Linked DNA regions of Homo sapiens: region 2 is linked to region 1. The links are chromatin contacts, found by Hi-C or POLR2A ChIA-PET in ENCODE. All regions are on one chromosome and are shown on one strand. Each heading gives the region's core, a stretch centred on a gene start or an enhancer-like site at or near the end of the contact. The rest is flanking DNA. Distances are from core to core; before and after follow the strand shown.

Region 1 (4,749 bases), core at 1,460-3,959:
CTGACCCACTTTGTTTCTGTGAACCAACCAGTGATCTCCAGCTGTTGCTGAAAAGAAATAAGGGAGATGTGTAACACAAAAATCTGGATCAGTATTCTAATTCTGGCCGTGTATTGGAATCAGCTAGCAACCTCATATCAGCTTGGTTCCAACAACTACCCAGTTAATGGAAAGCCTTCTTATTTAGTTCACTTGGGATCATCTTACTTATTTTGCTTACTGTTGTGGACTATATTGCTGTTATACTCTTTGTTTAGAAATGCAAGATAAGCTTACTCAATGTTTTCTTAAATTGAACACATTGATCTTCCAGATATCACCTTTTGTCAGAACTCAGAGTTATGAATGGCCCTCAGCATACCAACACTTTCTGACTGAGCTCCTCTCTACCCTGGATATAAGAGACCCCAATAGTTAGGCGGGAATATCATTGCCCCATTCAGCCTGAAGAAGTTACAGAAGATGGATCTTCATCCCTCTGCAACCCTTAGGATTGAGAGTCCCCTTTTAAAAGGGAGGGGGGAAGTATGTTAGAGGTGTTCAAACCAGAGGAACTCCATCTTGAGTAGAAGCTGGTTAAAATAAAGCTAAGACTCGTTGCACCGTATTCATAGGAGGTTAAGCATTCTTAGTCACAGGATGAGATAGGAGGTTGGCAGGACTGGTATCACAAGATACAGGTCATACAGATTCTGCTGACAAAACAGAATGCAGAAAAGAAGCAGGCCAAATTGCACCAAAATGAAGAGGGTGACAAAAGTGACCTCTGGTCATCCTCACTGCTCATTATACACTACCTATAACACATTAGCATGCTAAAAGCACCATGATAGTTTACAGATGCCATGGCAATGTTCAGAAGTTGCCCTATATAGTCTAAAAGGGGGAGGAACGCTCAGCTCTGGGAATTCCCTACTCCTTTCCTGGAAAACCCATGAATTGCCCACCCCTTATTTAGCATATAATAAAAACAAAAACCATAAGTATATTCAGTCAGGCAGTTCATACTGCTGTTCTATTGAGGAGGCATTCTTCTGTTTCTTTACTTCTCTAACAAACTTGCTTTCACTTTTAAACGAATTTAGTGTTCTTTGTTGAGGATGCTATATAAGCTGAAATCAAAGCCACTTCTTTGAGAACTACTCAATTTCTGAGTGACTCCAAGTGTATCTGAAACAAACATGTGAATAAACTTTTGGGTTTTTTTTCTTGTTACTCTGTCTTTTGTAATTGAAGTCTGTTCCAACTAAGAACCTATGGCTGTTACTATTTTTCTTCAGCATGATACAGGGGACCCACCAAGGAGAGGGCCACATGACACCACATGTGCTTCTCATCAGCCTTAGAATACTCTCCAGCTGGGACATATTCCTGTGTCTCATCTTTCCTACTAGACCAGAATTTGCCACATCTATTTTCTTTTTAGTCCACCCGACACACCTACCCTCCACCCCTCCACACATACACTACACATGTGCAAACATCTCTAATTAAATTAGACTATAGAGGGCTTTGGGATGGAGGGAGGTGCTAGGACCCCAAGCCCTGCTCTGCCTGTAAGCAGCAGTTCACTGACCCATTTGCTTTTCTGACAAATGTGACTTGATAACCCCTGAGAGCATCCAGCTCTAACAGTCTATAATCCAGTAAATTGCTACCCAAAATGATTCTGTTTCACAGGACTGTGTCCAGCCTATGTGCAGATTATCAACCCCCAGGTAGGCTCTGGGAAAGAAAAACTGACAGCCACCTACTTTGCAAACCCTGAGGCTGTGGTTTATATAAATAGGGACTGGTGTGACTTGAAAGCCTATATTCCTAAGGCCAGGCACAATGGCTCATGCTTGTAATCCCAGCAGTTTTGGAGGCCAAGGTGGGAGGATTGTTTGAGGCCAGGAGTTTGAGACCAGCCTGGGCAACATAGCCAGACCCCAGCTCTACAAAAATTAATTAAAATAAAGCATTAGCCAGGTGTGATGGTGTACACCTGAAATCCCAGCTACTTAGGAGGCGGAGGTAGGAGGATCACTTAGGCCCTTCAGTTTGAGGCTGCAGTAGGCTGTGATTGTATGACTGCACTCCAGGCTAGGTGACAGGATGAGACCTTGTCTCTAGAAAAAAAAAAAAAGAAGAAAATGTGTGTTTCCTGTCAGCAGCCTTTACCCAGAAATGTCATGAGATCGCCTCACTGGGCAGCAGACAAATTATATCAACTCTATCCATTACACAAATACTCCAGACCACAGGGTAGCAAAATATAAGAAAGATTTATTAAGGGAATAAAATATCCAAAAACTTAGACTTATGCCATGGCAAATCAAACCCTTTTCCTAAGTGCAGCTCACGTTTTTTCCAAAGCACTTTTTTGTGCCACCTCCATACTTCCTGGTGCCTTGACAGAGAAGCTACGTCCTAAACAGTTTCCTCAATTTGCAGTCCCTGGGGACTCCAGAGAGACGGCATTGACAACAGCATGTAATATTGATGCTCAAATCAATGTTTTAAACATTGAGCTCCAAAATGAATAAGACTAAGGAAAATAAGCAGCCCAATTTCTATTTCTTCAATCTTTGAGCAGGAGCAAACCAGACTTTTTGGCCAAATTCTTAGATTTTTAGCAGAGCAACAAGAATGTTGACACCTAACAACTTCTGAAGGACCTACGGAAATTGCTCAACAAGAGGGGACAAATGTGTGGGCTGTTCAGGTAACTTGAAGCCCTAGGGAGCACTTCCTCCTGCCACACCGGCAGGTTAAGAGCCTGTTTGTCACAGGCCAGGCCTCATTCATCATTACCCGGGTGCCGTCTCCTGACATCAGTGAGTTTTCGGCCCCTTGACAGCACCTGTCTGGCAGCCTGGGCTATCAGCTGCTCTCCTGTCGCTCTGGCTGAGCACAGGGGACAGCCTTGGCCCAGCCCTGTGGAATCTTCCAGTCCACGCCCTCCTCCTCCTGGCAGCCCGGCACACACACACAACCTCGAGGGGACAAATGAGCAGTCAGTTTAGTTTCTCTGCATTCAATGGGAGGGCACCAGATGGAAGGCCACAGAATGCACCAAGCCAGGGTCTTTGCGGGGAGGTGGGCTGTTGGGGGGCTGTCACCATAACAACAGGAAAAGCACTGCTGAAGTTTCTATTTTGGTGCTGCCACTAATTACTACGAATATTTCATTCGGCCCTGTGATCAGCCATCCCCAGAGCCGCCTGTTACCGGCAGATGGCTTGTTTTCTTCTCTCTAGAAAGTTAGCCAAAGACCACAGTTGTGTTTGGTTGTTTCATTCTTTTTTAAAACACTGAGTGGCTTAAGAATGCTTTGTTTTTGCATTTTATTGTAAAAGTCAGATACCTCTAGATTTTCTCCAAACAAACACTATTCTGGGAAATAAAAGGCAGGCCTAGTAGCATTGACTAATTTAGTGTTTAAATATATGTATGAGTGAGAAAAAGGATAGTTACGCCCTTATGAGTAGAAATACTTAGCAGATCTGACAAGTATATCCATATGGGGTTATTTTTAGAAGTTCAACTTTCCCCATTCTTTTTTTTTATTTTTTAAGAGTTAAGGTCTCGTTCTGTTTCCCAGACTAGAATGCAGTGCCACAATCGTAGCTCATTGCAGCCTTGAACTCCTGGGCTCAAGTGATCTTCCTTCCTTAGCCTCCCTAGTAGCTGGGACTACAGGTGTGAGCCACTACATCCAGCTAAATTTTTTTATTGAGATGAGTTCCAGCTATTTTGCCTAGGGTAGTCTCGAACTCTTGGTTTCAAGAGATCCTCCAGCCTTGGTCTCCCCAAATGCTAGGATTATAGGCATCAGCCACCACACTCAGCCTTCCTATTTATACACTAAAAATTTTAAGTGAAACCCTGTCTCTACTAGAAATGCAAAAATTAGCTGGGCATGGTGGTGCATGCCTGTAATCCCAGCTACTCAGAATAAGGGAGGAGACCACCCCTCATATTGTCTTATCCCCAATTTCTGCCTCCAAAGAAAGAAGAAGTAAAGACTAAAAGGCAGAAATGAAATCCACAAGCAGATAGCCCGGCGCCACACCCTGGGCCTGGTAGTTAAAGATAGACCCCTGACCTAATCGGTTATGTTATCTATAGATTACAGACATTGTATAGAAAAGCACTGTGAAAATCCCTATCCTGTTCTGTTCTGTTCTAATTATTGGTGCATGCAGCCCCCAGTCACGTACCCCATGCTTGCTCAATCAATCATGACCCTCCCACACGGACCCCCTTAGAGTTGTGAGCCCTTAAAAGGGACAGGAATTTCTCACTCAGGGAGCTCGGTTGTTGGAAACGTGAGTCTTGCCGAAGCTCCCAGCTGAATAAAGCCCTTCCTTCTTTAACTCGGTGTCTGAGGGATTTTGTCTGTGGCTTCTCCTGCTACATTTCTTGGTTCCCTGACCAGGAAGCGAGGTGATTAACAGATGGTCAAGGCAGCCCCTTAGGCAGCTTAGGCCTGCCCTGTGGAGCATCCCTGAGGGGGACTCTGGCCAGCTTGAGCAACATGGATCCTGAGAGCGCTCCTGGGTAGGCAATTGCCCCAGTGGAACACCTTGCCAGAGGAGCACGTGGCAGGCCCCCATGGAGGATCAACGCAGTGGCTGAACACCGGGAAGGAACTGGCACTTGGAGTCCAGACATCTAAAACTTGGTAAGACTAGTCTTTGGAACTTGCCCACTCCATTTGGGTGGAAAGGTGACCTGATCACCTACGGCGTGCCTGTACCAGCA
Region 2 (4,749 bases), core at 1,137-3,636, 140 kb after region 1:
ATATCCACGGTAACTCACAGCCACAGGATGGAAGATCTCCTAGTACTGGGATTCCCAACAGTTCTGACATAATTCTTTGCTGCCCTCACCATTTTTAGATACATTCTTGTTTGTCCACTCCCCCTTTTTCTCTGCTGAGTTAACATCTCAACAGTAAAGGTCCCTCATATTCTCCAAACATCAGGAGAAAAAAACATCCTTTCAATGTACTTTTCCTCTTCTTTTTCAGCAGGGAAACTGGTGCTATAGCTGCCCAACAGGTTCTTCTCACTTGCTGCCCAGATAAAACCAATGTATCAAGACAAGGGAATTGCAATAGAGAAAGGGTTCAAGATACATAGGGCCAGCTAAACAGGAGAGCAGAATTTTATTATTATTCAAATCAGCCTCTCCAAACATTCAGAGGCTAGGGTTTTTTCAAGATAGTTTGGTGGGCAGGGGGCTAGGGAATGGGTGCTGCTGATGGTTGGGGATGCAATCATAGGGATGTGGAAAATGGTCCTCATGCCCTGAGTCTGCTTCTGGGTGGGGGCCACAGGACCCATTGAGTCATAAGTCCAAATGGAGTCATCTTGGTCATCAGAAAAGCTAAAGTCTGAAAAGATATCTCCAAAGGCCAATATTAGGTTCTACAATAGTAGAGGTTATTTATAGGAGTAATTGGAGAAGTTACAAATCTTGTGACCACCAGAACAATGACTGGTTATTCTTTAACTATACCTACATCTTTGCAGAACTCAGATTCTTCTCATAACCCTAACCTTGTGGCCTTTCATTAGTTTTACTAAGGCAGTTTAATTTGGGGAGGGATATTATCATCCTTGCTTTAAGGATAGATTTCTCCCAAAGTTAGCTTGGCCCACACCCAGGAATGGAGGTTACAGGCAAGATGGAGTTGGTTAAGTCAGATCTCTTTCACTGCCATAGTATTCTCACTATTATAACTTTTGCAAAGGTGGTTTCAGAGATGTGCAATGGCATAATGGTTATGAACCCAGACTCCAGAGGCAGTCTGCTTGGATTTGAATCCTAGGATTTTCATCTAGCTGTGTGACCTCAGACAAGTGACTTAACGGCTCTGTGACTCCAAGTCTCCTGCTGTAAAATAGGGATGATAGCATCTTTTCTTGGTGATGCTGCGAGGAAAAGGAGTTAATATGTGTAAAGACATTTAGAAAGGCCCTGGCACACAGTAAATGTTAGTTACTGCTATAGAAGTTGCTGAATGAATGATTTCAACAATAGTCCATGTGGAACATGTAAACCAATTAAATATTTGTTCCTAAAGGAACAGAATATTTATAGACATATAGCCTATTTATTTTCTTCTATTGAGCAGCTGACAGTAATAGTGGATGTACATGTTTGTCTTCTTAATAGGAAAGAAGTAGGCTTAGGTTGACTGAGTGCCTACTGTTTGCTAGGCACAGTATAGATATCTTTTCACCTTATTCTCAAAACAAGCCTGAGAATTAGATATTTTATCCTCGTTTTTCTTAGGCAGAAACTTGCCCAAAGTTGCACATCTCGCTCCAAATCACAGTGCCTAGCAAGGTCTAGGCAGGAATTCAAGCCCATCTGACTACAACATACAATGTGTCAACACAGATGTCCACAACTTTGCTTTGTATGTAGCCACCTGAAAGAGAATGAATTAGAATAATTATTTTTGAGGGAGTTCAGTGCCATCAGGTGCCAAATTATTTATTTGCAATGCCAAATTGTATGGTTTTCTATTTAAACAGAGCTTTGGTCTAGGTGTAACTGTAATATTCTAGATAGAATATTACTTGTCTAGTGGCCTATCTCACAAGAAAATAAATAAATAAAATAAAAATATTGCTGGAATTTGAAGGATAAATCAATATAGATGCCTCAGAAAAGATGGGGTAGGGTGAGTGGAGTAATAATTTTGGGAAATGTAATGACCAGAAAATAAACTATCACTATTGCTGCATTTTGCTTTTGTCCAATATTCTCTTGGCATGTATGGACATGAACTACCATTCAGTGAAACTGACATGTTCTCTCTCCTTTGAGAAGGATCATGGAGGTTTCTGGTGCCATCGTTTTAAATGTTCCAAATAGAAGCAAACATCTACTGTTAGAAAAGTAAACCAAGTGAAGAAAAGAAAAGAAAATGACTTGCATTCTTTTGCATAGATATGGCTATATCAAGTAATTAGGGTTGTACTAAAGAGGTTGGGAATATATTTTATTTATTTGCTTATGTGACTTTTACTCATTATTTTCATTTTGTGGTGAGTAAAGGGAAAAATGTAGTAAGAACAAAATGACCTTTCCATTTTGTCCTAAAACCAAACAGGAAGAGGGAGTACTGCCATCTTTTGGTTACACAATATAATAATTTTAAATCGTTACACTTAACAACAGCCAGATGAATGCCAATATTAGTCATCACCAAATGAACAGAAACACTGACTTACCTGGCATGAGTTAGTTCCTTAGACTATTTCTTCATAATAGCTTTCTTCTGCAAAGTAATCACAGAGACTCCAAAATCTCATTTTTCTTTCAATTGTAGACAGAAAGAGAAAGTACTGGTGGGCTAAGTAGATTATCTTAAAGAGCACTGACAGTTCTAATATTTGTATTTAATGATTCTAAAGCATTCAGAGTAAACAAAGATAAAAGAGAACTTTTAATTACTAAAGTCAATTTCACAATTGCCCCAGGGGTGAAGAACTTGAGTGCAAGGCTGAACTTCCTTAGACCAAGGAAACACTATGGCAAAGCCTGCCAGGTATCCACTACAGGGCTTCATCTACACCAAGCAAGACAAAAAGTACAGCAAAAACACAATTGGAGCATTCCTGGAATGTTCTTTCTTTTTCTTTTCTTTTTTTTTTTTTTTTTCTTGTGAGAACAGAGTCTTGCTGTGTCACCTAGACTGGAGTGCGGTGGCACAATCTCAGCTCACTGCAACCTCCCCTTCCTGGGATCAAGCAATTCTCCTGCCTCAGCCTCCTGAGTAGCTGGGTGTACAGTCACCCGCCACCACGCCCGGCTAATTTTCGTATTTTTGGTAGAGATAGGGTTTTGCCATGTTGGCCAGGCTGGTCTCGAACTCCTGACCTCAGGTCATCTGCCCGCCTCGGCCTCTCAAAGTGCTGGGATTACAGGCGTGAGCCTCTGCGCCCGGCTGATTTTTTTTTAAGGAAATATGGTACTACAATAGAAGGAAACTAAAGAAGTTTATCAGAGTGTACTATAGAGGGCCGCCTCTCAGTGAGCTGAGTTGGCTGCAGGGAGGCCATAGACACTGTTGTTACAAGACACGTTTTATTAACAGCCATCCTGAAGAAAAGACTTTGAATAGGTTGAGGGTATATATTTTAAAGAGGAAACATTAATTTGAAAAGGAGAAGAATCTGGAAAGGAAATATAATCCCCTCAAATCCTGTCTAGATCCAGAGAAGCAGCTATCCAAATGAGGTTTTTTTAAGGCTCATCAGGGTGGCAGAAAATAGAATATAAAGCCCCGAAGGGGATCTTAAGATATTTGGAATAAAAGGGAAATATGGAAGTGTCATGGCAGTTGAGTGAAAGGAAGTGAACTGAACTTGACATTTATTTGGATAATATCACTTTTCTATATGCGCAGTACTGATATGTTTTTAAAAATAAAAGCACGAAATTTTTGTTATTTGTTATTCTTATTAAGAAGATAAATAAGTAAACATTTTCATAGGGTACCAGAGAGGAGAGCGGGCGAAGGGAGGACCTGGTTTCTAGTCGTAGGTCTCCACTGACTAGCAGGCTGCCCTTATGCCACTTAGACTCCCTGAGTCTTGGTTTCCTCATCTACAAAGTAAGTTCGCTGGATGCCACCATAGCTTCTCAAGCTGAGTTCTGAGGACTCCTCCCCATCTATGAATTATTTTCAGAAGCTGATAGGTTCTCTGCTTTGAGAAGTATCAGACTCAGTCATTTCTAATGGCTTTGCTAGCTCGAAAATTCTAAGATATAAGATATATTTTTCTTCTCTAATTCCCTCAGGACCCAGAAGAGGAAGAAAAGTCAGCATACTTATTTTTTTCTTGTTTTCCTTCTCCCTGACATGCAATTATTCTATTGTTCTGAATTTCTAGAGCAGTGCTTTCCCACAGAAATACATTTAACTTAAAATTTTCCAGGCCAGGCGCAGTGGCTCATGCCTGTAACCCCAGCACTTTGGGAGGCCAGGGCAGGGGGATCACTCGAGGTCAGGAGTTCAAGACCAGCCTGGCCAACATGGCGAAACCCTGTCTCCACTAAAAATACAAAACTTAGCCAGCCGTGAGGGTGAGCATCTGTAGTCCCAGCTACTCAGGAAGCCAAGGCAGGAGAATCGCTCAAATCCAGGAGGTGGAGGTTGCAATGAACTGAGATTGTGCCACTGCACTCCTGGGCAACAGAGTGAGACTGTCCCCCCAAAAAAATAAAAAATTATAGTAGCCACAGTTTTAAAAGCAAAAAGACATGGGTGAAGCTCATTTTAATTATATATTTTATTTAGCCAAATATATCCAAAATATTCTGATTTCAACATGTAATCAATGTAAAAATTAATGAGATGGTTTATATATATTTTTTGTACTAAGTCTTAGAAATCCAAAATGTATTTTACATTTACAACACATTCCAATTCAAAGTAGCCATATTTCAGGTTCCATAGTCACATTATAGCACCAGACCCATCTGATTCATCTTTTATGTAACAAAGTTGTGGGTTGTTTTTCAGTTGCC

What was found. Hi-C counts contacts between places; a loop is a spot of excess contacts on that map. ChIA-PET counts read pairs that join two places held with the same protein, here RNA polymerase II (POLR2A). Pooled maps may share reads with other maps.
Region 2: a loop to region 1 is called in a pooled map, with 4 times the contacts of the local background. The contact joins two enhancer-like sites. A Hi-C loop is called at or near these places in 1 of 168 maps with a recorded cell type or tissue (OCI-LY7), 9 of 37 single-sample maps with no recorded cell type and 4 of 50 pooled maps. POLR2A ChIA-PET finds 5 or more read pairs at or near these places in 1 of 52 experiments (OCI-LY7).

Annotation. Positions count from the first base shown.
Region 1 is chr18:8,909,707-8,914,455 of GRCh38, forward strand. No RefSeq gene overlaps it. Among named protein-coding and RNA genes, the nearest start is that of NDUFV2, 190 kb to the right of the region's middle. Within about 2 kb of position 2,710, at least 6 of the 41 ENCODE cell types and tissues checked have a DNase peak (open chromatin) inside an H3K27ac peak, as active enhancers do.
Region 2 is chr18:9,053,090-9,057,838 of GRCh38, forward strand. No RefSeq gene overlaps it. Among named protein-coding and RNA genes, the nearest start is that of NDUFV2, 47 kb to the right of the region's middle. RefSeq lists a silencer at 2,381-2,490. Within about 2 kb of position 2,387, at least 3 of the 41 ENCODE cell types and tissues checked have a DNase peak (open chromatin) inside an H3K27ac peak, as active enhancers do.